2 separate regions of the Mus musculus genome follow, and region 2 is linked to region 1. The links are chromatin loops, found by intact Hi-C in ENCODE. Cell type or tissue: gastrocnemius. All regions are shown on one strand. Links, peaks and the distances in the headings refer to the core of each region. The heading gives the core; the rest is flanking DNA.

Region 1 (16,119 bases), core at 4,780-12,779:
TGCTTGCTTTTTTGTTTGTTTGTTTGTTTGTTTTATTGAGACAGTGTGGAGGGCACAGGGTCCAATTACAGATCGAGAGAGAGAAGCCAGAACTGTTAAGTACACAGGTTTTTTTGTCTTCAATGGAAGAAATTGACACCTGTTGGCCTGGAAGGCTGCAGTGGATGTTTAATAGTCTGGCAATCCTTGCTTTTCTGTACAGCCAGGCCTCCGCCGAATCTCCTTATCTTGAGCTGTGTTTCTCAGTCAATAGAACCCATCCTAGTGTAAAACTTTCCTGTGCTTTGTTTGCAAAAGAGTTTTCTACTATGCTTGTTACAACCCTTCCTCCATAGGCCCTGGTCCTGAGCATTGTTTCTTAGTCAATAGAACCAATTCTTGAGGAAGAGGCTACAGGTGCTTTGCAGTGAGTTCATTGTAGTCATGCCTCAAGCTTTGTTAGGATAATTGTCCCAAAGAAATGTTTTTTCCAAAGTTTTACTGTTTAAATAAGTTTAAAAAAAAAATGGCCAAGTGGTGGTAACATGGGCCTTTAGTCCCAGCATTTCAGATCTAGCCAGATGGATCTCTGTGAGTACAAGGCCAGTCTGCCAGCCTGATCTACGGAGTGAATTCCAGGACACCTAGGGCTGTTACACAGAGAATCTCTGTCCAAACAAACTGCTCCAAGAATCTTGACCCAACACTGGTTATGTCATGCTAAACTGAGTTTCCCTTCTTGAGTCTCAGTCCATTGCTCTGCTGGCAGAGAACAGGCAGAGAGCGTTCTCTATGTAGACCTATGTACCCCGGGCTAACTTGAAACTCACTTATATAGATCCTGCTAGCCTTGAGATAATGGCAATCCTCCTGCCTCTGCCTCCCAAGTACTGGAATAACAGATGCCCACCTTTACATGTTCAAATGGAGATTTATTTGAAAAACATAAAGAACAGACCACTGCATGGGTCATTTTACACATTAAGATAGGCAATAATACCCCAGCAGTGGTGGCACATGCCTTAAATCCCAACATTTGGGAGGTAAAGGTTGGCAAATCTCAGTGAGTTCAAGATCACCCTGGTCTACAGAGCTAGTTCCAGAACAGCCAAGACGACACAAAGAAACCCTGACTAGAAAAAAACAAGCAAGCAAACAAAAGGTCGGCAATAGTAACTTTTGCCAACATAAACACCTGGATCTATTAACAACAATTACACAGGTAATTCAATTACAAGCAAATTATGTTCATATAGAAATAGATCAAAACTTGAAATGCAGGCCAGGCATAGTGACAAATGCCTTTAATCCCAACACTAGAGAGGCAGGTAGATTTCTGTGAGTTCAAAGCCAGCCTACATAGGGAGTTCTAGGACAGCCAGGGCTACATAATAAGACCCTATCTCAATAAAATATTTTTTAAATAAAATACCTAATGTGATAAGTTATTTCTCCGATGGTGAAATGAGCCAATTCAAGTCAGACTAGACCATATCAAATGAAGATTTATTAGAAAGCTGCTCTTGGGCGAGTTCTCTGGCCCCAAGGAAAGAGGACAGGGAAGTCACCATGGGGAGAGGCTGGGGAGGGGGAAGAGAAAGAGAGAAAGGGTGCACAAGCAGAGAGAGAAAAGGAGAAGAAGGGGAAGAGGAGAGAGCAAAATGTCTGGATTATATAGGGAAGAGTCTCTGGGGGAAGGGCAGCCCAGCCCTGGGCTGGAGAGTTCACCCTTGGGGGCAGGGTATGGTGGGTAGGGACTGAAGGAAGCTGGGAGAAGCTGGAGGCTAGCTCTGCTTTGGTATATAAGATATACCTCAGTCCCTAATTCTGGGGTCTGAAACTAAACATAATGCATATCTCTAAAGCTGGTAAGTATCTGGCACTCATATGAAACACTGCGAAAGACACCCAAGTCTGTAGACAAGGTGGATATGAAAACACAGGTGGGTCACCACCATCTATGTAGCTACCCAAAGTCTTTCACAAACAGATATACAAAAAGGACATGTTGCATTTACTGAGGAAGTGTCAATGTTTTTGAGCATATGCACACAATGCTCACAAGCAAATGCAGCGTTTCGAGAACACACCTTCTCTGAGTCAAAAAATGCAGTATGTTAGAACACTCTCAAGTCTCTACCCGACATGTGTAGAAAATAGTGGAAAAATAACTTTATCTTTCCATAACATAGCAAATTATAATAATAATGCCACAGAATGCTCTCTCTCTCTGATGCTCTGGATATCACTATTTCTCTGAAACTCAACCTGTTCCTCCGAGTCCTGCCACGCAGGCCCTAACTCAAAGAGCATGGCTGTCTCTTCTTCATCTCCCTCTTCAGCACTCAGCTTTCTATCCCTTTTACATAACTATGTATATATGTTTATACACACACACATACAAATTCCTCATTTTGTGAGCATGTGTATATGACTATCAGAAGACAACGTCCGTAGTCCTTTTTTTTCCTTTTTCTTTCTTTCTTTTCTTTCTCTTTCTTTCCTTCTTTCTTCCTTCCTTCCTTCCTTCCTTCCTTCCTTTCTTTCTTTCTTCCTTTCTTTCTTTTTTAAGTCTTTGGATGTTTGTCTGCATGTGTGTCTAAGCTTGGTGACCTTAGAGGCCAGAAGATCCCCAAAGACTAGAATTACGGAATTGGAGACTGAAGGGCCATATGGGTGCTATGAATTGAACCCAGCTGCTCTGGAAGAGCAGGCGGTGCTGTGAACTGAGCCACCATCTCTCCAGCCCCCAGCAGGCAGTTCTTGCCTTCCACCTTGTGGAGTCCGGGTCTCTTGCTGTTTTTGCTGAAGAACAGGGTTCCAGGATGGTTGGCCTGTAGCTTCCAGCTAATTCTCTGGTCATCTTGCCATAGGAATTCTGGGATTATCGATCTATGCCACTGCATCTGGCTTTTTTACCTGGGTTCTGGGACAGGAGCTCAGGTCAGTAAACTTGCCTGACAAGCAGCTTTGTCCTGCTGAGGCATCTCGCCAGCCTTACATAACCTTTTGTAATTGTTGGTCCATAGGATTTCATCATTCTGCATATTAATCATTCATTTGAGATTTTCAGACTGGGCAGTGGTGGCGCATGCCTTTAGTCCCAGCACTTGGGAGGTAGAGGTAGGCAGATTTCTGAGTTCAAGGCCAGCCTGGTCTACAGAGTGAGTTCCAGGACAGCCAGGGCTACACAGAGAAGCCCTGTCTCGAAATAAACACACACACACACACACAATATTTATCTTTGGGATTTTCAACATCAGAGAAATCCTCACAGATACACAATACAATCAATTAATTATTCCCATTTACAATGACAGAAATGAAACTTTCACTCAATTTTCAAATTCAGCTTGAAGTATTCTGTTCACAGAAGGAAGAGCTAGGATTAGAACCCACGTCTGATCCTCCACAAGCCAGGGCTCATCTGAAGACTGTGGTGCAGAGCCCCTGTGTCTTCCAGTAGGATGCATCACTCAGAGAGATTGCAAGGGCTCCAAGAAGCCAGTAATGAGATGGAGCACCCCGGGGAAATGCTAGCTGGGCAGAACCTTCCAGAAATGAGTGTGGAATGAGGCTGAGATGGCAGGGAACAGGAAATACCTTTAAAACAAGACCCAGAGCTGCCAAGAGTCAGACCTGAGCCGCTGCACTGCCCAGCTCAGATTTTCCTCTGGTGGCCCAGGGCCTGCTCACAAGGGTTTGGATCACTCTCGTTCCCCTCCCCCGTCTCTGTTGTACAAGAGCTGAAGCATTGCTTCTGTATACTCTGCAGTTTAATTAGATGCTTGTGTCCTTTCTCAGGAGACCAGGAATCATGGAACTTTCCTCCACTTGAAAGAAAGAGGAAGGAAGGAAGGAAGGAAGGAAGGAAGGAAGGAAGGAAGGAAGGAAAGAAGGATGAGAAGAGAAGATAGAGAGAAAAAGCCAGTTAATGGCAGCTCTCACCTTTAATCCCAGCACTTGAAGGCAGAGGCAGACAGATCTCTTTGAGTTTGAGGCCAGCAGATATACAGATGGAGTTCTAGAATAGCCAAGGCTACAAAGGAACCCCATTTCAAACACACACACACAAACACACACACACACACCAAAAACAAAACAAAACAAAACAAAAAGGGGGTAAGGAAGATGGCTTATCAGGTAAAGGCACTTGCCGCCAAACCTGACAACCTGACTTCAGTTCCTGGGATCCACATGGTAGAGAGTGAGAATTGATTTCTCACAGACTGTCCTCTGACGTCTACACATGTACTGTGGTATTCCCATGTTCACATACATACTTACATATGTACATACATAGGTAAGGAAATGAAATAGAAAGATGATACAATTTTTTAAAGTATTATTTAAAGCCAATCATGGTGGCATATACCTTAATGCCAGAACTTGGGAGGCACAGTCAGGAAGACATCTGATTTTAAGGCTATCCTGATCTACATAGTGAGGCCCAAGCCCACAGAAGCTACACGGTGAGATTCTATTTTAAACACAACAAAACAAAACATACATTTTAAAAAAGCTATATAAATATAAGCGATACTAACAGACTCAACAGATTATATTTATGTATTTGTGCATATGCATATTATAATAATAATTAAAGAAAAAGAGATCATGAGTTTGAGAGGGTAAAGGAAAGAATGGAGGGAAGAAAGTCAAGGGGAAACAATGTAATTATATTTCAATTTAAAAATAAAATGAGCCGGGCATGGTGGCCCCAGCACTCGGGAGGCAGAGGCAGGCGGATTTCTGAGTTCGAGGCCAGCCTGGTCTACAAAGTGAGTTCCAGGACAGCCAGGGCTATACAGAGAAACCCTGTCTCAAAAAACAAAAACATAAATAAATGAAATAAAATAAAATAAAGTCAGGCATGGTGGCCTATGCCTTTAGTCTCAGCTCTCCAGAGACAGAGGCAGGCAGATCTCTCTTAGTTCAAATCCAACTTGGACTACATAATGAGTTCCAGGCCAGCCAGGGCTACATAGCAAGACCCTATCTCAAACAAACAAACAAACAAACAAACAAACAAACCATGAAGCTAGCCTGGACTATAGAGTAAGTTCCACGACAGCCAGGGCTACATAGAGAAACCTTGTCTCAGAAAAAAAAAAAAAATGTTAAAAATAAATTTAAAAATAAAAGACAGAGCATAAGCCAGCATGCCCCCACCAGAAGATGGGTGTCAGAGACAGAATCACAAGATCTGGTGGGCGAGCTGGTTTGGTGGCTACAACAGCCAACAAGAGACACTGTCTCAAACAAAATGGAACCAACACCTGGGATTATCCGCAGACTCTGCATTCAGGTCAAGGTATAAGAGCCTGTCCTCCCTCCCTCTCTCTCTCTCTCCCTCTCTCTCTCTCTCTCTCTCTCTCTCTCACACACACACACACACACACACACACACACACACACGTTAGAAAGCACTGACCCACATGCCCATGCATAAAAGGAAAGGTAACTTGAAACCTAGTAGATTAGCATATTATAAATCTAATCACATGACTTGCCTTCCTCCCTCCCTGCCCCCTCTCTCTTTTTTTTCAGACCTGGAATCCCAGACCTATAATATAACTTGCTAAGACTGGGCAAGAGCATTACCACAGAGCCACCCACCCATAGCCTTTCTATTTAACACCTGAAAAGAATAAGCAAAAAAAAAAAAAAGTTTCCATAAAGCAAAATTAACCAAAAGTCGTCTGTCCCAGGCCCACTTTGGGATAGGGGCTTCAGGGGGACTATTTTAAAATGATCTGAAAAAAAAAAAAAAGATCTGAGCTTTTTATTATCATCAGAGAACTTAATTCTTAAAGGCCAGTGATTCCAGTTATTGCAGCCTTCATGATGTTCAGTTAGAGACTAGGGACAACAGAAACAAGGCTGAGCCAGACATGGTGACACACACCTCTTATCCCAGGCACTGGGAAGGCTAAGGCAAGAGGATTGTACATTTGAGATCAACCTGAGCTACACAGCAAGGTCCTTTCTTAAAAAACAAAACAGCAGAAACCCAAGGCTTGAAGAGTTTCATGAAGACAGATCTGATTCCCTTTAGCTCAAAACTTTCTGGAAAGTTGATCTCTAACAGGAGGGGAAGCCACAGGCCTGTGCTGCCTGTGAGTAATGAAGGAAATTATGTCATTCAGGCTGTGCCTTACAGGGGCAGGAAGAGGGAAATAACCCAAAGAGCAAATAAACAAACAACCAGAAAGTCTTTTCAGGCTGTAAAGGGCTATAGCCTACTCTGGTACCAAGCGGACAGCATCTTGAATTGTTAATTTACCCCACCCACCACCGGACGGGAGGGTGGGGGAGCCAGAGCGACCTTTTATCTAGCTCTCCTAGGAAACATTAAAGTTCAACCACGCTTTCTGAGACTTTGGCCTTCCGATTAACAGTACTCTAGGGAAAGGCTTTGAATTTTAGATTCGTTGAGTTACTTCATAATCATTTATTAAGCACCTTCTCTTTTCTAAGGGCTGAGTTAGAAGTAGTGGGAACATCCAAAAGATGACTTGGTATAGAACTGGCTCTTCAGCTGCTTGAGTTGATGTAGGGACACAAGACGCAGAACTACATGGCTCTGTAGAGGAGGGCCAAGTTCTGGGGCTGGAGTTGCTGTCGGTTAAGAAAAGGCTATGGCTTCCTAACCAAGAGAATGGTATCTCCCTCTGTATGGAGACTTACCTGAACTGCCATCAGTTTAGTCAGGTCAAGCTCCTGGCCAAGGAGCCACGCCTCACTCATAAAGGCAGGCTCACCTTAAACCACCTTAAAGAATGGGAGGAATAATTAGCCCACCCAGGAGATAACACTCTCTTCCATCTCAGAACTCTCACTGCTAACCTTTTCTTTCCCAGAATTCCCACTCTTCTCTTTTCTTTCCCAGAACCCTCACTGCTAACCTTTTCTTTCCCAGAATTCCCACTCTTCTCTTTTCTTTCCCAGAATCCTCACTGCTAACCTTTTCTTTCCCAGAATTCCCACTCTTCTCTTTTCTTTCCCAGAATCCTCACTCCTCCCTTTTCTTCCCCAGAATCCCCATTCCTTACTTAGCACAGTAGTTACAGACCCGCAGTTATGCTTTCTGAAACAGCATAGCCTTTCCTTTTTGTCTTCCTGTCCCTTTTCTAGGCAGAGTTTCTGTGACACTTGAGACACTTGTTGTCTTTCTCTGAAGCTCCCCTCCCACCATGCGGCTGCTTGTGTGACATGGGTCTGACCTCCATGGCAGCTTAACTCAGCTGCCGGTATGTACAGCTGCCCGGCCCAGAGGTTTTCTTTAACCTCTTTGAGGTTCTCTTTGAGTTAGTCCTTAAATATTTTACTAAGGATAACGAGATTAAGAACTCCAAGAAGGAACCCAATGTCCCCGGTATCACAGGAAGATGACACATGAACGATATGACTCTACATAAGAGGAAAAAGGTGCTGAGGTGAGGGGCTGGAAAGATGGCTCAGTGCTTACGAGCACTTGTACTTGTAGAAGACCTAGGTTTGATTCCCAGCTCCCACAAAGCAGCTCACAACTGTCTATAACTCCAGCTCCAGGAAACCAATGCCCTCTTCGGACCTCCACAGGTACCAGGCACATAGATAGTGCACAGACATACATGCATGTGAACACTCATATGCATAAAATGAATAAATATGAAAAAATTAAAACAAAAAAATACCACATAAAGGAATTGATTTGAAGGAAATCCCAGAGTTCAGGTCTTAGCCAGTCCTAGGGCAGCCTGGAGTACATAAAAACCTGTCTCAAAAAAATCAATTAATTAATTAATTGGAAAAAAGGAAAAATTGCTAAGTACACCAAGACTTATAAAACAAAATAACATCATTTATATTTGAATGATCGTGTGTGTGTGTTGCACCTGTGTTCCTTTGCGGGGAGCACAAACACACACAGGTGTACATATGTGTTCATGTGTGGGAAGGTTAGTGTTCTTTCTTAAACCACTCCCCCTTATTTAATGAGTGGGGGTCTTCACTGAGCCTGGACTTCACCAGTTCAGCTAGGCTGGTCGGCCAACGAGTTCTAGGGATCTCTCTCTCTCTCTCTGCCACCACCCATCCTTTTATGTGCTTTGCTGAGGGATCCCACATGAGGTCCTTGTACCTACACATTTCCAGGTAAGCCATCTCCCCCAACCCCATGAGTGGCAGTGCCTGAAGTCAGTCTTCTTGACTAGTCTTGGCTCTCAACTCTTGGGCAGCAGGCCTCTGGGCTGATTCTTTTCACTACATCCATCCCTTTCTTTTTTGTTTTTGTTTGTTCAGGTCTCTAAGGATGGAGTGTGGCCTTATACGATGCTGTCAGAGCCAGTGAAACCCTGTCTCGAAAACAAAACAAAAACAAAACTATCCATCCCTTTCTGGAAAATGTACTGAACTCTCATTGAAGAAACTCCACCTGAGACCAGACAGGAAGAAAATCAAGGAAAAGTCAGGGAGGCGAAGAGGCCCTTCATCTAGGGAACTGGTTTCTTTCCTCTGGCAGAGTCTGGATATTTCAACACCACTGACAAAGGCCTACAACTTCCTAGAGACACCTATAATAGAGAGGTCAAAGAGAATTAATAAGCTGTGATTACTTAGGCCCAAAAGGATCTAGAAACTGAGTTTTTATCTTTTTTTCTCATTCCTAAATCTAAATGGCACCTGCCTCACAACTTTGTTTATCAAAAGAAATTCTTAACCTTTTAAATCTTGATGTAAGTTATTGCGGCCACAGGTCACAATACAGCCACCATGAAGATGTCTACAGCTTTAAGAAGCCGAGACCACACCTGGATATTTATCATCTTTCTTGAGTGCCTCTTTCTTATTTCTTTCTTTTTTCCTTCTTCCTTTTTTTTTTTTATGCTTAAAATCTATACCATAAGGTCTTTATTTAAAAATAGTTGCCAAGCAATGGTGACACATGCTTAATCCCAGCACTTGGGAGGCAGAGGTAGACAGTTCTCTGAGTTTGAAGTCAGCCTGGTCTACAGAGTGAGTGCCAGAACAGCCAGGGCTACACAGAGAAACCCTGTCTTGAGGAGGAAAAAAATAAAAACAAGAAGAAAGAACTAGTCAAGAGGATTTCTGACAAAGAAAATCAGAGATGAGGAACAGGGCCCACCAAACAGAAGACACTAATCAGAGTCTACACTGATTAGAACGTGAAATGCGGATACAGAATGAGCAGGGAAATAAAACTTTATCCACAGTGCATGGGTGGGCATGCACACAATTAAAAAACAGTCATAAAATAGAGTCTAGAAGAAATTCAAATACATACAGGAATTTTATATGTGCTAAGGTAGCATTTCAAAATGATTGCTAAAAAATTATATGATGCTGCCAAGGTAGCTCAGCAGATAAAGGTACCTGCTGCTGCCAAACCTACTGATCCACATAGCAGAGCACGATAAATAAATACATAAATAAAATGTAAAAGCTTTTTAAAAAAATAAATGCTTATTTATGCTGGGGAACAGAAAGATTCCAGACGCAGAGGCAGGTGGGTCTCTGTTTGAGGACAACCTGGTCTATAGAGTTAGTTTTAGGACAGCCAGGACTACACAAAGAAAGCCTGTCTCAGAAAACAGAACAAAACTACTATTCCTAAGTTGAAGGTGTAGTGAAAGAAACGTACAGTCTAGACATGCAGTTTTCTCTTTGACAAGAGCGTGGCCAAGGGGCAGAGAAAATGTAAGAGCAAACCCCGAGACCCAGCTCCTTCACGAGCTTTGAGCTGCACCTTGGGGTTTCAGCAGGACAAGGGGATGAGATTCGGCTAAGTGACAAAGCAGACAGAGTGGTGGATGGGGTGTAGCTCAGTGGTGGAGCTCTTCCATACCATAAAACACATAAATAAAAATTGAAATAGCGCTGGGCAGTGGTGGCGCACGCCTTTAATCCCAGCCCTTGAGAGGCAGAGGCAGGCAGATTTCTGAGTTCGAGGCCAGCCTGGTCTACAGGATGAGTTCCAGGACAGCCAGGGCTACACAGAGAAACCCTGTCTCGAAAAAAAAAAAAATTGAAATAGCTAGGCACGGTAGAATACACCATAATCTCAGAACTGGAGGGATGAAGGGCATAGTGTCAGAGGTGGAAAGTCCTCCTCAGCTAGAGTGAGGTCAGGGCTAGCCTAGGCAACATGAAACCCTATTCAAAAGAAGCAAAAAGTCAATAAATTAAGAAAAATTAAAAATAATAGCAGGGAAGTCAGATGTGTCAAAAGCCAAGGACGAGTCAAGTAAGGTGAGGAGGAAGACCAGTTGGGACCCTTGGATTGGCAGCAGGTGATCAGGGACCCGGCCTGTGGTGGTTTCAACCGTAGGTGGAGGAAAGAAGCCAGGTGTGAGGGGTTGACCTCAGTACAAGGAAGTAAGCTTAGGACTCTAAAAAAAACCCTTGCATAGACACCTAGCCATGACATTTAAAATACAAAGACTGTTTTAAAAAAGACATTACCAATTGTGACAAATCCCCGGGAACCAGAAATAGATAGAAGCCTAGGGGGGTTGGTAGAGCTGAAGTCTCAAGCTTCAGGTCTCTAAGGATGGAGTGTGGTCACTAGTGAGAGCACATGGAAGGTGAAGACGGGGATCAGAATTTCAAGGTCAGCTCTGCACTGACAGCATCGTATAAGGCCAGCCTACTCTACATGAAACCATCTTGAGAAAGAGAGATCGATAGACAGGCTAGAGAGATGAGATGGTTGTGTGGTAAAGAGTGCTTCCTGCTCTTCCAGAGCAAGAGAATCTAGCACCCACATCAGTAGACTCACAACTGCCTGTAACTCCAGCTGCAGGGGATCCAGCACCCCCTTATGGCTTCCTCAAGTACCCACCCACACATACATACATACACATGAATAAAGAAATGGGAGGGGGCTGGATAGGCGGCTTGATGTCAAGAGTATGTACAACTCCTTAAGAGGTCTGGAGTTCCATTCCCAGCACCCACATCAGGGTGCTTGCAGCTCCTGGCCTATATATAACTCCAGTTCCATGGATCTGATGTTCTTTTCTGTATTCCACATGCACTTACACTTACATGTACACACACACACACACACACACACACACGCATCTGTTTAAAAACAAGTAAAAAATTAATGAAATAAAATAATAATAAGTATTTTTAAATATGGGGATAAATGGCCACCAGGCTGTAGACTGTGGCTCTCTCAGCACTAAAGAGGTGAGATTCAACAGAATAGTTGAGCTGTCTGCTGCTCCCATGACTCGATCCACGATCTGGCATATCCGTGATGTGGAGCCAAGACTCCAGGTTAAGGCCAGAGGGCCCCCAAACAACGTGGACCAAAATCTGACAACACAGATAGGTCCTTAGCAGTGAGAAAGATTTGACCTTCACATCAGATCAGAAATTTTCTCAAGTTTCCTTGGGAAGTTTGTAAAAGTGTATGAAAAGCTTTAAATTGACTGATGTTACAGACATTCAGAAATGAATGTACACTTTCCATTTCAAAATGAAATTATTAAGCAAAAATAAGCAGAAATGAAACAAGATGAGGAAGAACCCGTTAGAAATCCTTGAAGTAGAAAAACAGCCTAGCTGAATGAAACTCAGCTTACCAGGAAGATACTCCAGACTGAACACAGTGAACAGGTTCTCCAGTGAAAACTGCTGGCGCTGGGTTCTAGCAGTCAATGAAAAGCTGGCCTGGGATGACTACTCAGTGGGTAAAGGGCTTACCTGCAAGCATGAAGGTCTGAGGTTGGATCCCTAGCACCCATGAAAATGGCGACAAAACACATGTTTATAAACAAAGTGTTAGAAAAAAGAGGATCCCTAGGGCTTGGTGGCCGACTAGTCTTGCTGAACAGGGTGATAAGAGGCCTTCTCTCAAAAAGAAGGTGGAGGGCTTAGGAAGATGGCTCAGCAGGTAAAGGTGCTTGCCCGGAAAGCCTGACCACCTGAGGCCAAGTCTTCGTGTAAAAGGCTGGATGTGGTGGTGTGTATCCGTAATCCCAGCACTCAGAGAGAAAAGGAAGCAGAGACAGGAGAATCAGGCAGAAGAGTGTGGACCACCTCTCCTGGAGTACACTCAAGCAGAAACAAGTGAGTCCCTCACCCCAGACGGTGGTGGCGCACCCCTTTAATCCTAGCACTTGGGAGGCAGAGGCAGGCAGATTTCTGAGTTCGAGACCAGCCTGGTCTACAAAGTGAGTTCCAGGACAGCCAGGGCTACAGAGAAACCCTGTCTCAAAAACAACAACAACAGCAAAAAAAAAAAAAAAAAAAAAAAAAAAAAAAAAGTTGTCCTCTGATCTCCACTCAAATATACAAGATAGTTTACCTACATTTATACTCAGCACAAAAGGTAATTTAAATTTGTTTGTTTGTTTTTCAAGACAGAGTAGCCCTCGCAGAAATTTACTCTGTAGATTTCTGCCTCCTAAGTGTTGGGATTAAAGGTATATGCCATAACCACCTAGCCAAAAGGAGTTTTTGTAAAGTGGTGGGCAGGTAAGATGGCTCAGCAGATCAGGGAGCTGCCTCCAAAGTTGATCACTGTATCCTGAGAACCCACAAAGCAGCAGAAAATGACTCTTACGGGTTGTCCTCTGACTTTTATATTTGTGCTGTGGCACACAGATACACACATACAAATTAATTAATGTAAAAAATATTTTAAGGCAGATAGCCACAGAGGAAGATAGCTGGCATTAATCTCTGGTCTTCACACACAACACACATGTACATATGAACAAGTACATACACAAATACCACACGCATACACACAAAGTATCAAAATCATTTAATTTGAGTGGAATGGAGGGTGGGTCTGGAAAGAATTAGGAGAGTAGTGGGGGAGTAAATATGATAAAAATACATTGCATGCATGTATGAAATTATCAATAAACTAATAATAATGCTATTTTTAATTAAATATAGGACCTCACTATACAGTCCTGGATAGCTAGAAACTCATTTATTGACCAGGCTGTCCTGGAACTCACAGAGCTCCTCCTGACTCTGCCTCCCAAGTGCAGGGATTAAAGACATAAGCCACTATGCCTGACCAAATACATATAATATGTAATTATATGTGTATATATAAAATTTTAATTCTAGGGCTAGGGAGGTGGCTCAGGGTAAAGGGTAGTTGCTACATATTATGAGGCCAAAACAACTGTAACTCCATCCCCAAGGGCTCCAGGGCCTCCTCCTGCCACCTTGAGCACACAAGAGTGCACAGTCACACACACAGGCACTCCAAGCAGACACACACACATACAAATAAATAGATATAAAAACAATCTTGGGCTGGTGAAATGTCACCAAACTTGACAACCCAAATTTAATCCCTAGTACCCACCTTCACATACAAGCCTTGAAGAATGAATACACATGCATAGGGCGCGTGGACACACACATACACACACATACTCGAGAATTGATTAATTAAATTAATAAAATTTATTTTTATATTTGGTTGGTTGGTAGCTTTTTAAAGGCAGGGTTTCTCTGTGTAGCCCTGGCTGTCCTGGAACTCACTTTGTAGATCAGACTGGCCACTTACTCACAGAGGATCCACATGCCTCTACCTCTTGTGTGCTGGAATTAAAGGTGTGCTCTACCACTGGCAACATTTTTTTAGGTATACTTATTCAGTTTTGTATGTGTGAGTGTTCTGCCCACATGTATGGCTATGCACCATGTGTCCCTGGTGCCTGCAGCAATCAGAGGAGGACATAGGATCTCTGGAACTGGAGTCACAGAGGGTTGAGAGCCACCATATCCATCCTGGGTCGTCTACAAGAGCAGAATGCACTCCTAACTGCTGAGCCCTCTCTCCAGCACCTTAATTTAAAGTTTTAACTCAGCTGGCTCAGTGGCACAACAACCCTTACTCAGCTTTTCAAGGCTGGAGTTCAATCCTCAGCACCACAAAAGCAAATTAAAATGTGTGGCTCCCAAGTTCCAGCAAAAGGAAGGAGGTACAGACCCACAGCAGCGCAGCGTCTGAGGCAAGCCTTCCACATTCCTCACAACGTATACTTTCCCTTTGGAAAGAGACTAAGGCAACTGGGGACTCAGGTGAGTTAAGAAGCAGAAGACAGAACGGTGGGGCAAATTCAGATAAGAGAAACCACATAAGAGAAACAGTCAGTCAGTAAAAGCGTGGAGAAGTGTGAAGAGCCAGGTATTGTGGGGGATTGTGGGGGTGAATTTAGAAGAAACGGTAAAAAGAGCAATATTTGGGAGAAAAAAAGCATTTTCCCCTCCTAGCCTTAAAGAACCATAGAGACCTTTTTATCCTCAGGCTAGTGGGATTCCTCCTGCTCTACAGAGCTAGGGGGCTCCAGCTATTTTAGTTCGTAAACATAATAGGCTCATGCCTGTCATAGCACGTGTGGGTAGAGACAGGAAGATTTGGAGGTCAATCTCAGCCTTGGTGATGTAGAGTTCTAGGCCAGTGTGGATTGCGAGAAACGTTCTCAAAACAAACAAACAACAAAACCAAACAGACAAATAACAACAACTAACCTCTGCTCAGAATCTTCCCGTTCTTTTCACCCCAGGCTGAAGCCAGAGCTGGCCCTCACTTTCCCTGGTTTACCGCCTAGCCCTTTCCCCTCCCCCTCTAGCTCCAGGCCGACTGGCCTTACTGAACTCCTTTCCCAGATCTCCCCGTATGAAAACCAGACAGGTTTGCTTTACCCTTGAAGTTTTTGTCTGGAAGTTCTTCCCCAGGTGTCCACACGACCATCTTACCCCTCCCTTCTCCGCTCAAGGGCATCTGTTGGTGCGCATGCTCAGACCTCACCCTCACTATCTAGCTCTCTCTGCTGTTGTCAGCATGAACCTCAATTCCCCACGTACATCATATTTTAATTATTAGGGGTGGGGGTTCTTTATTTCGTTTTGGACTTAGGTCTCAGGTAGCCAAGGCTAGCCTTGAAGTCCTGCCTCCATCTCTGAGTCACTACACCTGACTCTTCCTTATGCATTCCACTAACTGCTGCATAGCTCTTGTCACTAGCTGTTCTTGTCATATTTAAAACTGGGGTGGAGGGGGGCCGTGGTGGTGTGGTACCTTGTAGTTCCGGTGGATGTTCAAGGTCATAGGGAGCTCAAGGTTAGATCTGGATGTATTAAACTATGTTTAAAAACAAAAAATGCCAGGCAGTGTTGGCATACTCCTTTAAGCTAGGGACTAGGGAGGCAGAGGGTGGTGCATCTCTAAGTTTGAGGCCAGCCTGTTCTACAGAGTGAGTTCCAGGACAGCCAGGGCTACACAGAAGGAAAAAAAAAAAAAAAAAAGTAGGGAGGCCAGAGAGATGGCTCAGCAGTTAAGAGTACTGGCTGCTTGTCAGAGAACTGGGGGTCAGTTCCCTACACCCACACCAAGGCCCTCTGCCCTCTTCTGCCCTCCAAGGCACTACAAGCTTGTGGTACACTTAATACACACAAGCAAAACACTCAAACACATAAAAAATAAAAATAAAAAATAAGAGGAAGGGGTGTGGAGCTAAGAAGAAGGCCTAGCTGTTAGGAGCACTTGTGCTCCCAGGGGACCTGCATCAGTTCCCAGCATGCACACATCAGGTGACTCATGAGTGCCTGGAACTCCAGCTCCAGGAAGTCTGACCCACTCTTGTGCACAGACATGCATGAAGCTAAAAATAAAACTTAAAAAAAGAAAGGAAGAAAGAAAGAAAGAGAGAGAGAGAGAGAGAAAGGAAGGAAGGAAGGAAGGAAGGAAGAAGAAAAAGGAAGGAAGAAAGAAAGAAAGAAAGAAAGAAAGAAAGAAAGAAAGACAAGACAAGAGGTTTGTTTTGTTTGTTTGATTTTGGTTTTTTGAGACATGATTTCTCTGTGTAGCCCTGGCTGTCCTGGCACTCACGAGACCAGGCTGGCCTCGAACTCAGAAATCTGCCTATCTCTGCCTCCCAAGTGCTGGGATTAAAAGCATGTGCCACCACTGCCCGGTGTTTTGTTTTGTTTTGTTTTGTTTTGTTTTGTTTTGTTTTGTTTTAAACAATAAGAGTTTTTGTCCACAAACTTCTTTTAAGGAGAGACCAAAGGACACTATTTAGTCTGACTCCCAACTCTAGCCCTCCTGCCTCTGTCTCCTCATCATTAAGGGATAGGCACTTACTACTAGAT
Region 2 (16,119 bases), core at 2,598-10,597, 57 kb before region 1:
ACAAGCATGTGTGTGTGTGTGTGTGTGTGTGTGTGTGTGTGTGTGTATGTATACATATACATGTGTGTGTGTGTGTGTGTGTATATATGTGTGTGTGTGTGTGTGTGTGTGTGTGTGTGTGTGTGTGTGTGTGTGTTAACACACACATATATATATATATACACACACACACATTCTCTGGATATATGTATATCCAGAGAATGTCTACAAATGGCCAATAAGCCTTTGAAAAGATGTTCAAAATCACTTATCACAGGGAAATGCAAATCAAACACAATGAGCTATGAGCTCACACCTGTCAGATGGCCACCATCAAAAGCAAATCAGTGAAATGAGGATTTAGAGAGACCGAGCACCAGGACACACAGGGCTCAGTTTCTGTACGTCCCTCTTTGTGTACTGTTGCTAAAACTGAAAAATGGCACAGCTACTGAGAAAAGCAGTACAGATGTTCCTCAAAAATTAAAAAGGAAACTACCACATGATCCAGCAATATCATTACTGGGTAAATATCCAAAAGAACTGAAAACAGGACCTTGAAGACATACTGTACCCCTACATCCATTGTAGCACTGTTAAACAACAGCCAAGAAGAAGAATATTCAGAATAGGCAAACCCATGAAGCAGAAAGTAAGTTGCTAGTTTCCTGGGGACTGGGAAAAGTGAGAACTGAGAGTGATATAAACAAGAACAGGCTTTCTCTGAGGGATGATGGGATAGTGAATGTCCCAACAACTACTGTAACTATACAATTACTAAGTTGTACACTTTAAGATAGTAAATGTGAGCTAAGCATGGTGGTGCAGACCTGTAATCTCAGCATTTACAGGCTAAAACAAGCGGACTGCTGTGTGTGTGTGTGTGTGTGTGTGTGTGTATAGTCTATTATTTCTATAATGTAAGTCCCAGAAATTGAGCTCAGGTTGTCAGACTTGGTGGCAAGTGTCTTTACCATCACAAACATACACACACACACACACACACACACACCTGTATATTTGCTATGCAGGCCAACATGAACTGCACAGCAAATATACAGAGGCCAACCAGAGCTACATGGAAAAATAGTATCTCAAAAAAACAAAAACAGCCAGGCATGGTGGTGCACGCCTTTAATCCCAGCACTTGGGAGGCAGAGGCAGGCGGATTTCTGAGTTCGAGGCCAGCCTGGTCTACAAAGTGAGTTCCAGGACAGCCAGGGCTATACAGAGAAACCCTGTCTCGGGAAAAAAACAAAAAACTGGGTATCATAGCACATGAAGTGTTTTATCAGAATACTTGTAAAACAGAGGCAGGCAAATTTCTTCGAGTTCAAGGACAGCTTGGTCTATTATAACAAGATCTGGGCTAAACAGCAAAATTTTGTTTAAAAAAAGCAACAAAGGTAGGGAGTAGGCAGTGGGGCGGTAGTTCAGTGATTCAGTGGGCAGTGTGTCACACAAGCAGAGAACCAGAGTTCGAATCCCCTGAAATTAACATAAAGCTAGGTGTGGTCCTGTGTCTGTAATCACAGCACCCCTATATCAGAGAGATAGGAGGCAAAGGCACTCACAAGGTAGTTAGCCTAGCATAAGCAGTGAATAAAGAACAAAAAGAGCCTTACTCAAGAAGTGGAGGACAAGAACCCACAGCCAATGCAGTCCTTCACACATACACAGAACACACTCATAAAAGAGGATCAGTTTGGGCTGTGATGATGTCCAGCATGTCAGAAAACAAAAAGAATAGGTTTTATATGGTGAGAATTATACCATAATGGAAAAGAAATAATCGTTTTATGAAACATAAAACCAGAGCAAAGGTGTGGAGCCAGGAAAATGCAGACGGACAAGGGGAGGCTCTTACTGTGGCCACACACATTTCTACCTTCAAATTCCTCCCTGAATCCAAGCTCTTTGTTATTCTAGCCCAGTGGTCCTCACCCTACCTAATGCTGTGACCCTTCAATACAGTTCCTCATGTTGTGGTGACCCCCAACCATATAATTGTTTTGTTGCTACTTTATAACTGTAACTTTGCTGTTATAAATTGTAATGTAAACATCTCATATGCAGGATATCTGATATGTGACCCCAAGTGGGTCACAACCCACAGGCTGCTCTGGTTCATAGCAACAAACAAACCACAAATCCTTTCCAATATAAGGCCATATTGTATTCGCATCTGAATCCCCAGTGTCTAATATGCAGGGTTCATTTGCTCATTTGCTTAACTATTTGTAAAGGAGCCAAGTATGATGTTTTATGCCTATAATACCAGCACAGCACTTGGAGGACTGATGCAGGAGGACCGCCATGAATTCAAGGTCAAACTAGGCCTGCCTGGGCTACTTGGCTACAGAGCTTTTTTTTAAGTGGTAAGCATTCACCAGGTATCAGTCACTTTACTCAAACTAGACAGCAGTGAACTGACCATGCGGGCACAGAACGCACATTCCAGAGGCTGAACCAGATCCCTATCACTACTGCCTTAACAGAGAAGCACAGAATGCTGAGAGAATTCCAGCTCACTCTGAAAGGGTGGGGCACTACCTAAGGAAGTGACCAGAGGATGAACAAGACAGGCTCTTTCTAAAGTGAAGGCCTGACCAAGGGGGAAGCAGGAAGAGTCTTGGCAATGAAGAGGAACAGAGAAAAGGCCAAAACAGTCACACTGAAGCACAGCTCAAATGTCCACCAACTGATGAAGGTGTGAACAAAACACCGTACGTCCATGAAAGAATGGGAAGAGTGGAACTGAAGGAAGGGATTTTTTTTTAAAAAGAATGCTTGTTGCTCTTACTTCTTGCTAGGAACCCAAATTTAGCTCCCAGTCCCATGTCAGGTGGCTCATAATTGGTAACACCAAAGCCAGGGTTAATCTGATGCCCTCTGCTGGACTAAAGTACATGCATGTATAAATACAGGTGGGTGCGCGCGCACACACACACACACACACACACACCCCAATAAAACTAAAATAAATCTTTTTTTTAAAAAATGTTAAGGCAGTGGTGGCACACACCTTTAATCCCAGCACTTGAGAGGCAAAGGCATGAGGATTTCTGAGTTCGAGGCCAGCCTGGTCTACAGAGTGAGTTCCAGGACAGCCAGGGCTACACAGAGAAACCCTGTCTCGAAAAACCAAAAAAAAAAAAAAAAAAAAAAAAAGGAAACAAGAGAAACCTGCAAGGTGACAGATGTCGGATACAAAAGCTGGACACGGGATCGTTCCATTCACAATGGACAGACTAGTGCTTGCCTAGAGCTGTGGGGGAAGATACTATGAATGCTACTTGAGTGAGATTTTCGTTTTGGAAGGGAGTACCCAAAACATTCTAAAATTGGTTATGGTGATGGTTATACAAAACCAGCCATACTAAAAACCACCAAAATGCAAGGTTAAATAGGCAAATTGCATGGAATGTGAATTTTCTGCCAACAACCCTGCTATTTTTAAACACATCATTTCTTTAAACCACATTGCTATTGCATTTACTGACCATGGTATTTAGGAGTATAAAGTCATGGTGGCTCTCAGCATGAAAGGCCTTATTCCCTCAAAAGTGCACAGTCTCAGCAAGGCACAGATAGAGGTGAGAGCCTATGAGTCCCTAGAGAGGTGCACATAGGACAATGGGAGTGCAGGGTCATCCTGAACAACTGAGTAAATCTGAGATCAGACTGGGCTACATAAATTGTTTCAAACCATCTCCTCTCCCTCCAAAAAGAAGGGATTTATAAATACGATGAAAAGCAATTTAGCCATTGTGGTAAATTAAAACTACTTAATTTTCAGGCTGGAGAAACAGCTTAGCAGTTAAGAGCGCTGGCTGCTCTCCCAGAGGGCCTAGATTTGACTGCCAGCACCCACTTGGTGGTTCACAATCACCTATAACTCCAGTTCCAGAAGATCTGACCCTCTTCAGCTCTGCAGGGACACATACAGTATGCATACAGACATACAGGAAAAACACCCATACATATAAAATAAAATTTTAAAACTTTAAGGTTTCTTTTTTTTAACCTACTTACTTTAGAACAACATAGGTAGATGCAGTGGGAAAGAACATGGACCAGTCTGGGCTAAGGACAGATGAGAACGCTAGAGAGATGAGTTTAGCCATTAACAGAAGAGACCAAGGAACAGATGTTTATGGGGTTCAAGATGACTCTCTGGTTAAGAGCCCTTGCTACTCCTCGAGGAGACCCCAGTCCCCTCCCATCTGTGACTCCAGGTTTGGTGGAGCTGCTTCTGGCGTCCTCTGGCACTGCACGAATGTGGTGCACAAGCGTGCGTGCAGGCAGAATGCTCATGCACATAAAATAAATAATTCTTTTGAAAAGTTTTTAGCAACTTTGAAAAAGAACAGGTTTTATGTAGGTACTGTAACTACCACATGAGCAACAATCATGGCAAGAAAACATAAAAAAAGGAAAACTGCAGAAATGTGAGGCCAGAAGAGCAGAAGGGAGCTGTGAGGCCCAGAGGAAACACCACTGAGCTGAGACGCTGTGGTCTCTCTCTCTCTTTGCTCCCAAAGCACAGTTGACAACAAACCAAAGCAGATTCTGCTGGAAAGCACGGACATCCCCAACGTGAACTTGGCACGTGGCTGGCCACTGGTTTACTGGTTTTAGTCGGACAGCCCAGATGAGCCTTTAATACTCAAGGAGAAGAGTTGGCAACAGTGAGGGCCAGCAAGCCTAATGAGCCATGGATCTCATGGGAGAACGAGACTGTCTCAAAACATGCTAAGGCAGAACTCTGTGTAACTAATGAGACATAGTTTTTAAAAAGTAATATCCGAGCCAGGCAGCGGGGGCACGCCTTTAATCCCAGCACTCAGGAGGCAGAGGCAGGCAGATCTCTGTGAATTGTAGGCCAACCTGGTCTACACAGCAAATTCCAGGGCTACACAGAGAAATCTTGTCTCAGAAAAAATAATAATAACTGACCAACGTCTTCAATTATTTACCATCAAGTAATCCAAGTATAATGTTTTCAAAAAGAGGAGGAGGGTGAGAAGGAAAGAGGAAGGAAAAAGAAGGCCTTTAAAACTAACAACAACAACAAAAAAAAATCTACAAAATTAATACCCAGGCAAAATATTTGGTAAATAACAATGGACTGGCTAACCATCTGAAGTCTCAGAAAAACTGAAAGTAAATTCTGTCAGTGTGACTAACATCAGGAATGTGTATATGGCAGTAAATCCAGATGCCAAATACGAAAGCTACTTTTCAGAAAGCAGGTTTCAATGTAATGCATTTCAGGGCCCAGACTACCCAGAGTAAAACTCCCAGGCAACAGCAGCCGGTGTAGGGAAAGCAACCAGTGGACACAAAGAAACACTAAAGAGATCTTAAAGCACCTGAGACAACTGGGTGGGAGCCGAGATGGTCTGAGATTATTAGGTTTCAAAGTAACTCCAACCCTACTTTCAACCATCACATCCCTTATGTAGAAAATAATAATAAGAGTAGTAATAATAATAGTTCTGAAAAAGAGGATTTAGTCTTTAAGAAGACAGTTTAAAAAAAAAAACTGGGAGAAGTTAAATGGTTTAAGTTCAAATTCTGCTTACAGGCCAGCAAACGGGCTCGGTGAATAAAGGTGCTTGCCACCAAGCCCGAAAACTGAGCTCAATCACCAGAGCCCACAGTGGAAGAAGAGCACGTCTACACGTTGACCTCTAACCTCCACAAGCACACGTACCCTCTTCCTCTTCATACAGACAATAAACACATAAAAACGTAACTTTAAAAGTTGATCTAATCTATTTGCCCTTTATTGACTAAGCTACTTAGTCAGGCTCACCATGGGATCCGCCAAGCTGTATGAACCGGAACAGCTCCTACTCCCATGCATAAGGAACAGCAATCCTGCTCCTCTTACCACTCCTCACACTACTGGGTTTTTTCCTCCCCAACACAAACTTCAAGACAAGATGCTGATCTTTGCTGATCTGAGCCTACTACATGGAAACCCTGCGGCTTTCCTTGGATGGGGTCAGCTTCCGCTCCAGGTGGCCAGGCACACTGTCCTATCACAGCCTCACTGGCCGCGTGACAAGGCTCTGCTCCAATTCTGTTGTCTGCTGGGGAATGTTTCCTCCCCAGTTCTAGGACTTCGAAGTATCAGACTATGAGAGTGTCTTAAAACGCAAATCTAAAAATATACTCCAGCAAGGGGACACAGTCCTGTATCAGAGCACAGAATTCCAGAATATGAGGCCGGCAGACCATGCCCCGGCCACTGACTCAGCCCACGCTAATCCTGGTGCTGGAAAACAAAGCAATTTCCAGACTTCTGAGAATTCCGTGGTATGTCTCATAACATTAATAACACAAATAATTCTCCTTACTGCCTACAAGTTCTGTTTATTTTTATTTTAGAAATAGGGTCTTATGTAGCCCAGGCTGGCCTTGAAATTACTCTGTTAGCTGAGGGTGCCCTTGAATTCCTAATCCTCATATATTTACCTCACAAATGAGAGAATTATAGACATTTACAGCTACTCCCAGGTGCTAGCTATAATTTTTAAGATTATGCTTGGGCATGGTCATGCATACCCTTAATGCCAGCACTCTAAGAGGCAGAGGCAGGTCACTGTGAGTCTTGGACCAGCCTGGTCTATGTAGCAAGTTCTAGGACAGACAGGGCAATGTAGAGGGACTTTGTCTCAAAAAAACAAAAAACAAAAAAACCCATAAGGTATAGAGGGTTGGTTCAAACGTACCTTAGGGTATGCAACCTCAACCTGATGCTGCATCCCTTTAATACAGTTAGTTCCACACACTACAGTGACCCACACACACACACACCATGAAATTCTCTTGTTGCTACTTTATAACTGTAATTTTGCTACTCTTATGAACCGTGATGTAAATATTTAAGATACAGGATACCTGTTATGGGACCTCAAAGGGATCAAGACCCAAGGGTTGAAAAACCACTGCTTTAGGGTGTGTCTGTTACACCACTCCCAGAGAGGATTAACTTAGAAGAAATAGCCCATCCAGATGCGGGTGGCACCATTCCACTGGCTTTAGAATTAGGCTTAGCAAAAAGGGGAAAAGAGAGAAAATGAGCTGAGCTCTAGCAGTCATCCTTCCCTCTAATCTGCTTCCTGGTCTGCACAGATGCAAGCGAGCAGCTTCATACACCTCTGCTGCCACAGCTGCGAGCCCCTCCTACTGCTAAGCTGTAAGTCATGATGAACCATACCACAATAAACCAGGAGCCAAAGTATCTCCCCCCTTAAGTTGCTTCTTGTCAGGCATTTGCACACAGTAACAGGACAGGAGCTAGTGCTCACCTTAGGATAAGTCCACCATGCAGTTTGCTGGGTGATATCGACCCAGTAACAATAATTATCCCTTTACTATCCTGTTTGACTCCAGCACACTCACTCTCTAACAACCACTGTCCACACTGAGGAACCCTACTTTCTAGGATAGGTAAAGCATCCTGAGAGAAGACAGACACAGAGTAACACAGGCACATTTTTAATTTCAAAAAAAGGAACCAAGCTGGAGGAATCAGACAGAAAGAGAAGGCAGAGCAGAAGCCTCAGCCTCCTCTCTCCCTATCTCCTGAGGCCTCAGCGCCCAGCTTCTTGTTTGTTTGTTTGTTTGTTTTTGTTTTTCAAGATAGGGTTTCCCTGTGTTGCCCTGGCTGTTCTGAAATCCAGAGATCTACCTACCTCTCTCCGCCTCCCAGAGTTCTGGCACTAAAGTCATACACCACCGTGTCTGGCTTCATACCTGGCTTCTTAATGTGCTCACCAACACACCAACAAGGGCTGCCCTGGCCCCACTTGATGCACAAAACCAAAAAAAAAAAAAAAAAAAGCTGTGGGTAAAAGGGTTAGCAGCATACCTTTTCCAAAATGAACTTGTTTAAATATGGCATGTAGCCCTGATTGGAGACAGGCCCCTCATCGTCATCCCTAAAGTGCTCCTCAAGGGCAACCGGGTCATGTGGAACCTTCAGCACCGTGCACAGGTTATGGGAAAGGACCTAAGAGGAGGGAAAAACAACACTGTAAAGACACCCGCTTACCACCACGTAACACCTTACCCACGTGAACAACAAGCTGCCCCTGCTCTAAGTAAAAAATGAGAAGAATCTACCAAACATGGGGTATGGCTCAAGTCTTTTCATTCCTTTTTCCAAGATCTGTTTCACCTGCTCACCATGAGTCAGACCCCATGAAGGTCTGAGAACAAATACTTCTTGACGGTTCTTATTAAGTAGTCCACATTATGGAGGAAAGGGGAGCAGGCACAATAGAATGCATTTAAAATTAAACTCTTCCCCTCGTCAACCTGCTTGGCCATGAGAATTTGTTTACAGAAACTAACAAATGCTGTAAAGCGTTTTGGAGAAGGTATCTGACCTAGACAAGACACAGCTGCCCTGGACTCAACATTTCCCATGTATTAGAAAGAACCATATTAACATAGCCTTTGGGAAGCTCCAGCAGAAGACTGTGAGTCTGGAGTCAAACGGGGCAACGAGTTTCAGGCCAGACTGGCATATCCCTAGTCTCAAAACCAAAAAGGATAAATATTCACAGACACAGAAGAAAAAGACGGCTAGCTAGAGATGCACCTCAGTGGCAGAGTGCCTGCCTCGTGTGCGGAGGCCCTGGGCTACATCCTCAGCAAAAGGGGTCGGGGGACCAGAGCGGAAGGGAGGAGACCTGTTATGCCAGAGCACACACACAGGACTACTGCTGTGGCACAGTAACCTAAGTGCACACTTAAGCACTCATGAGAGACTCAGCAAACTCACCTGTCTCAAGCTTTAAGTTACATGGAAACTAGAGCAACTTCCATTTCGTTTGAATACTGAACAGATCAAGTAAGGTTAAGGCTGTGCTAACTAACTACTCTTTGCCACATTCGCTGGACATAGCTGCGAACTCTAGTCCTTTAGTCCCAGAGGCAGGTGGATCTGAGTTCAAGGTCAGCCAGGGCTATACAGAGAAACCCTGGTGGGGACGGAGGGCGCCACATTCATCTACATAAGCACCTTCAATTTCATTAAGGAAGTCAACTTCTGCATACACCTATTTCAGTTAGGTCTTTTTAAGATTAAAAGTTTTAATCTATAAAAAGAACATTTGCATATCTCCTTTCTATACTGGTTTTGTTTCTCAAAGCTTCATCTGTGTGGAGATCCTTTGTGCACGCTCTATCAATTTTAAGGAAGTCAATTACTAATCGTCGCGGGTGCAGCAGTGCAGACGTTTACCAGCCCTACCAAGCAGGCTGAGCGGCTGTGTTCCTCAGACCCTGTATTATTATACACCAGTGGAGCCTCTGAGAGGAACACAGTAGAGATGTCATGAAGCCTTGCACACCACAGTCAGCAAAATCCTAAATATATTATTTCTTCTATCTATCCCAAAGAGATTTGTAAGGATTGATTTCAAGACCATAAAATGCTTAAAATGACAAAGAAAAATTCCTATATCAGGTTCAAAGACCATCCAAACATAAAAATCACTCGGGACTTTACCAAGTAAAAATCCCCAACCAGTGGTTAAATTATGGTATGTCTATAAAATGTCAAAATCATGATGAAGCTCACTGTGTACTGACAAGAAAATAACTCCACGATAAACTACGTTTTTTTAAGGGTATATAATATTCAAGTGTCACAAGATAAATGAAAAGAGAGAAAAAAATAAGGAATTCCAAAGGAATACACAGGAAACTATTAACAGTGAGGGAAAGGACTAGGTTGGTGGAAGGCCAGGGATAGAAAACAGGACTCATAGCAGCTCCTTAAAAAAAAAAAAAAAAAAAAAAAAAAAAGTTCTTTGCTTTTGTTGTCTAGGTTATTGTCTCCTGTTCTTGGATTTGAAGCCAGGGCTTGACACATGGCTAAGCAAGCACTCTACCTCTGAACTACACCCTACTCTGCACCTCTCATTTTGCTTAAGAAGAAAAGAAAAGAAAAGAAAAGAAAAGAAAAGAAAAGAAAAGAAAAGAAAAGAAAAGAAAAGAAAAGAAGAGAAAAGGAAAGAAAGGAAAGGAAAAAGGAAAAAGGAAAAGGAAAGAAAAGAAAAAAGAAAAAGAAAAAGAAAAAGAAAAAGAAAAAGAAAAAGAAAAAGAAAAAGAAAAAGAAAAAGAAAAGGAAAAGGAAAAGGAAAAGGAAAAGGAAAAAGGAAAGAAAAAAGGTCATGGCCTGCGAGATGGCTCAGAGAGCTTGCTGTTCACACATGAGCAAATCCTAACACCCAGGATCTAAGGCAACTGTGGGCACATGAGCTTGTAATACCTGCCCCGTGGACAGCAGGGACGGCAGCGGCTTGTAATCCCAGTGCTCTGGAGGAAGGTTAGGAGGGGAGCGTCAGGATAGACTAGCTGGAATTGGTTCTGGATTCAGAGTACAGAGCAGTTAAGGAAGATACCTAGCATTAATTCTGAGCCACCAAAACATATGCAGCCATGTGTACACAAACCACACACACACACACACCTTAGGATACGTGGGTGGGGGATCTGGGATACAGCTCAGTTGGCGGAATACTTTGCTGACATGCACAAGGCCCTCTGTTTGATGCCCATCATGGCATACACTATGCACAGTGGCACATGCTTATAATCCCAGCACTTAGATGTGGAGACAGGACAATCAGTTCACGTCATCCACAGCCAACTTCTGAGTTCAAAGCCAGCCTGGGATATCTGAGACTTGAGACCCCCACCTTCTCAAAAAAAAAAGGATAAATAAAGGTGACAAGGTAAATAGAAAACATAAAATACGATGTGAAAATAGCTGATTAAAGCAAAGCTCTGCACTTGGAGAAGCAGCTCAGAAGTTAAGAGTACTCACTGCTCTTGCAGACCTGGGTTAGATTCCCAACACCCACTCGGTGGTTCACAATCATCTCTAACTCCAGTTCCAAGGGATCTGATGCCCTCTCTGGCCTCCTTTGGCACCAAGCACACATATGCTACACAGACGTGTATGTAGGTAAGTCATTCACACACAAAATAAAATGAATAAACCTAATAATTTTTTCTTAAATATTTTTAAAACTAAGATTAAATTTTAAAAAATTAAGCGAAGCCCTCAGAAAACGCATGCCTGCTCTATTCCCTGCATCTGAGTTTCACAGATTCTCCACTGAAAGTCCTGCCTTAGGCCCTGAACACCATCCTTCTCATCTTATAAATAGAAAGAAAGTACTAGCTCAAAGAGTTTGGAGTTTTCTCGACTAACGCTAACACACAGAACTGAGACCAGAACTCGGGTTTCATAATCTCTTGTCTAGCACTGTCTAGTAATAAACTCAATTTTTCAGTTCTCTGAAAAGAATGCTGTTCCTGGATGTTTCTCCCATAGAACCCCTCCCACACTCAGGAGTTCCTATTTTCCCTAATAAATCTGTCTGCCCTACTTTCAAAAAAAAAAAAAAAAGAGGAAAGAAAAAGAAAAAGAAAAAAGGGCTGTTTGTATGTGGAGATGCATGGTTTGGCCCAACGACCCTGAAGATTGGTGAGAACGTCTAGAGTTCTCTTTGAACAGCTGAACAGCAAGGATGGCTGTGTTTACCTCCCAGTACCATGGGGGGTTTTCTTTCTTTCTTTTTTTCCTTTTTCTCCCCTCCCGCTCACTCCAGCCCCACTTTCTCTGGCCCCACTCACTCTGGCCCATAGGTTTGGGTTTTTTTGTTTGTTTCTCATTAAGGATGGTTGTGAGCCACCATGTGGTTGCTGGGATTTGAACTCATGACCTCCGGAAGAGCAGTCAGTGCTCTTAACCACTGAGCCATCTCACCAGTCCCCCCCATGGGAGTTTTCTTAACAACCTTTCCATACTCACTCACGCTATAGTAACAGTGCTGTGGAGGAGACCCGGGTCTCAGGACCCACAATATAAAATGAGGAGATGGGCTCAGTCTAAACTTTGGAAGAAAAAAACCACAATGATTGTTAACCCAAACTCATTTCATGAGTTAATTCTACAAAAAAAAAAAAAAAAAAGCTATAATTTAGATCAATGGGTCAGCTTTGTTATTGTTTCTTTTTTTTTAATTATATAATAAGGCTGAGAAAACACAGTATTCAGAAAGATTAACAACAAAACAATACAAAGTAAATGAAAAACTTTCTAAAGGGATATTATCTCTAAAACTTTCATCAACAATTTTTTAAAGACCTAGACAACATCTCCTTCTTTGATTTAAAAAAGTATAAAGAAATCAAAATTCAGGCTTAGGAAGTTCCTCTGTCAATAAACTGGCTTGCTTCTCAAGACCTGAGCTCCATAGCCAGCCCCATGCAAGTGTCATGATGCCACTTGTAACCTCAGCACTGGGGGGCAGACAGGCAGAAATCCCTCAGGCCAGTTAGCCTGCTAGTCGGGCCTAATCTGTGAGCGCTAGGACAATGAGGGACCCTGCCTCAAAAGAGGTAAACAATATTCCTGACAACGATGCCTGAGGTTCTCCTTTGGCCTTCGCATCCACAGACACACACGCACATGCACATGCACACACACATACACGCTTTATTTAAAAAAAAAAAAAGGAAAAATTCTGATGTCCAAAATACAAGCTGGTAAAAAGATTGGAAAATTAACCCAGTGGTGACACTCACCTTTAATCACAGAACTCAGAAGGCAGAGACAGGTGTATCTCTGTGAGTTCCAGGCAGCCTGGTCTACAGAATGAGTTCCAAGACAGCCAGGGATACACAGAGAAACCCTGTCTTGGTTAAAAAAAAAAAATTGGGGGGTGGGGGGGGATTGGGCCTTTTAGAGTAGATTCACACCATCCACTTTAGATACTGCAAGGAAAGTAGCTACTTTTACAGATGAAGATGTTGAATATGAAGATTAGAAGATGTGCCCCAAATCAATCTTGCATGTCAGGAACTGGGATTAGAACCCAAACTGCTCACTCTGGATTCTTTCCTTGGTATGCCTCCTCCTCTCTGCTGGCAGACTGCCTTGCCTATGAAATGGTAACTCCAAAGACATGTGTGCATGCTGTGCCTAGGCTGCAGGGGTGGGTAGTGACCCAGCAAGATGACTGGGACTAACCCTGTGGTGAAGAACTCCTGCAAGCCCAGAACCATTCCCTGTGTGGAAACCTCCTCCTACCAGCACAGGCCTGTGAGGAAACCACGCCCAGAGGCATTAGCCCTTTCTCCACAAGGAAAAGCACAAAAACAGATCAAACAAAAGCAATCAGAAGCAAAAAAGACTACAAGTCCCTAATTTGTAAAAGGATTGCCATGAGCTGTTCCTATTAGAGTCTTTACAAGTTGCTTGGAAAAGCTGAATTTATCCCACTTCAAATGCTTGCTCCTCCAAAGCCCATTCTTTTAGCACCCACACCATTGCTAAGCAACTTTGCTCCCAGTCCCCTAGTAGGAAGAATAAATCATTGTTACACAAGAAAATATCCACATCCATGCCAGAAACTCATCTCTCTAAGCCCTGCTGCTGGCCCTGTATAGAGAGCCTCTGCTCTGAGGCACTGATTCCGTGTGTGAGTGGCTGCTGTGCAGGGCTTGCAGCTATCCTTTTAAGCATTTTCCCAGCTAACACACACACACAGAGAGAGAGAGAGAGAGAGAGAGAGAGAGAGAACGAACTACTCAAAGTTTACCCTCCTCCCTCCCAAAGATGTAGAGATTCTAAAGGGTTCTTTGAAATTACCCGGAGTCACACACAGCTTCCCTTTACAGGATGTGCGTAATGGGCAAGATTCAGCACTGAGAAAAAGGGGTGGGGATCTCTATTCCAAACACTTGTCTGAGTTGGCACAATTATAGAACTGTAATTCATAATGAGTGATCTTTTTTAAACCATGAAAATTCCTGTCTGATTTATAAAGTTTCAAGCTAATGGCAAGTTACCAGAAATTCCTCCTAACAAAGAGTCAAAATGACCAACTTCCTACCTCAACTATGCCCTGCCCTAAAGGCATTGTCTACTAAAAGTTCTGCCCCCTTTCCACATGGAGTCATGTTCCCTTTCTGCCCTGCTTATCCCTGCTGTGTCTTACCTGATTCTTTCAAATTATCTTCATTCTATTAGCCTCAACACACACACACACACACACACACACACACACACACACACACACAAAAGCTCACTTCAGTTCAAGTACAATCAATCACCATCCTAGATGCTTTTACCATTTTACCAGATAAATGTTCAGGTGCTACTCATATTGTCTGAAGGTCACCAACAGCTAACAGATTTAGAAGCCAGTGAAATACCCGAGATCCACACATAGTCTTCCCACAAGCCAACTCACTTTAGCTTTCCAGCCTTAGCTTTTCCTGTGACCTTGCACAAACACTACAAACCCAGCCAAGCAAGTTCACTCACTAGATCTCAGGCAAACCCTGCAGCTCCCCTTTCCTGAGTGAGGTCCACTCACCTCCATTTCTACCTGAGAACTAGCTCTTCCTAAATGCCCAAAGTCTCTTCTCAAGCTGGGTAGCCCAAGCCATCTATAACTCTTGCACTACACAGTTTCATAAGCTTTTCTCACACAAGATCAGACAGACATTCTGAGAACAGTGCCAGTATCTCACCCTCACTACATACCCACAGTACATGCTGACCAATATCTACAATGCTTTCAATAACAGCCGAATGAGTTCTTAATAGTAAAACTCTTTTTTTTTTTTTTGTTTTTTTGGTGCTGGGATTAAAGGCATGCGCCACCACTACCCAGCAACTCTTAATATTTTAATAGTGACGATCATTTTAAAGTCCACTCTTTCTGATTTGGTTTGGTTTGAGTTTGAATTTGAGTCTGGGTCTTGCTGTGCAGACCTTAAACTCATAGCAACCCTGCTGCCTCCACCTCTGGCATTACAGGTGTAAGCCACCTCATTCAGCGTTCTATTTCTTTACTTCACAGATAAAAAGACTGAGGCCCAAGACTTGACCTAAGTCACCCAGTCATATGCAACAAAGAAGGGACTAGAATCCAAGTCTCTCAATTGTGCCACAGTGATGTCCTAGACTAGAAACAAGCCTTCAACCCACCCACCTCCTTCAGCACTGGTCATTCTTCAAAAATTTGAGGAAGTATACACCAACACACCCTGCGTAACGAGGCACAACACAGCAATTATTCTGTTCCCAGTGCCAGTGGGGTCTCAGATCACTATCTGAGGTCAAGGAAGAAATATCAGCATGCAACTGCTTTCTTCTGCATGGCAGAGAACGAGAAGGATAGAGCCAAGGGAGAGCATAACCCGGAGGGTGTCTCACTTACTCTAACTAAAAGCATGTCTTGATGCTGTCCACAGAATATGCAACACTGAATTATGAATGTGCCCCTGGATCACACACTAAATGAAAAGCCCTTAATTTTTTGGTAAATTCGTCAACTTCACCAACAATTTACCAGAAAGCACTAGTAAATTTCATCTCATAAGTTTTAAATTTTCCCTTTCAGAAAAATAGATACCCAAGCAAACAAAAAGCTTAATGCCACAATATCCAAACCACTCTCAGAAATAAAAAATAGAAACAGGAACATATAATAGGAAAATGAGCCATGAACATGGATAGGAAGCTGATAAAGGAAACTGAAGACTAAAAAAATAAGACATTTTGCAAGTTTAGTTCAAGACTGGACAACTGAAGCCTAAAGCTGATTGTTGTGTGTGATTTTTCTGGTATGTCCTACTATCTCTCTACATTTTAAATTTTTTATTACGTTATTTATGTATGTGTTGGGGTGGGGACAGGGCAGAGGGTATGCATGTCACAGCACACATGCAAGTCAAGGATAAGTGGTTCTCTCTTTCACCATGTGGGTCCCAGAGTTCAAGCCGGTTGTCAGGCTTGGCAGCACCCCACTGACTCATCGTACTGCTCTCTACATTGTATGATGTACTTGGAGGAGGAGAGGCACACATGTACCATGGTGGAAGAATGGAGGTCAGAGGACAGCTTTCAGGTGTAAGTTCTCTCCTTTCCATCATGTGTTTTCCAGAGAGCATTCCAGAGATTGAACTAAAGTCATCAGGGTGGGCAGCAAGTGCCCCCATCTCCCACTGAGCCATTCACCAGCCCTCACCTGTCTGTATTTAAGTGAATTTTTAAACACAGTTTGTTAGGGTAGCAGTTTTACAAGGAAA

The links. Peaks named below come from ENCODE experiments on the same cell type or tissue, not always from the same donor. Only the 100,000 strongest peaks of a DNase experiment are listed, where the experiment ranks them.
Region 2: it touches region 1 in a loop (2.0-fold over the local background); 2 of 42 quality-filtered maps call a loop at or near these places.

Annotation. Positions count from the first base shown.
Region 1 is chr7:110,180,246-110,196,364 of GRCm38, reverse strand. No RefSeq gene overlaps it. Among named protein-coding and RNA genes, the nearest start is that of Swap70, 33 kb to the left of the region's middle. In gastrocnemius, for the core only: no CTCF peak of the experiment used is centred there; no DNase peak of the experiment used is centred there; H3K27ac peaks cover 1,342 bases.
Region 2 is chr7:110,235,270-110,251,388 of GRCm38, reverse strand. Swap70 (SWA-70 protein) reads right to left here. Exons shown (of 12, transcript NM_009302.3): 2 at 7,865-8,005. Among named protein-coding and RNA genes, the nearest start is that of Swap70, 22 kb to the right of the region's middle. In gastrocnemius, for the core only: no CTCF peak of the experiment used is centred there; DNase peaks (open chromatin) are centred at 4,639 and 6,017; H3K27ac peaks cover 2,664 bases.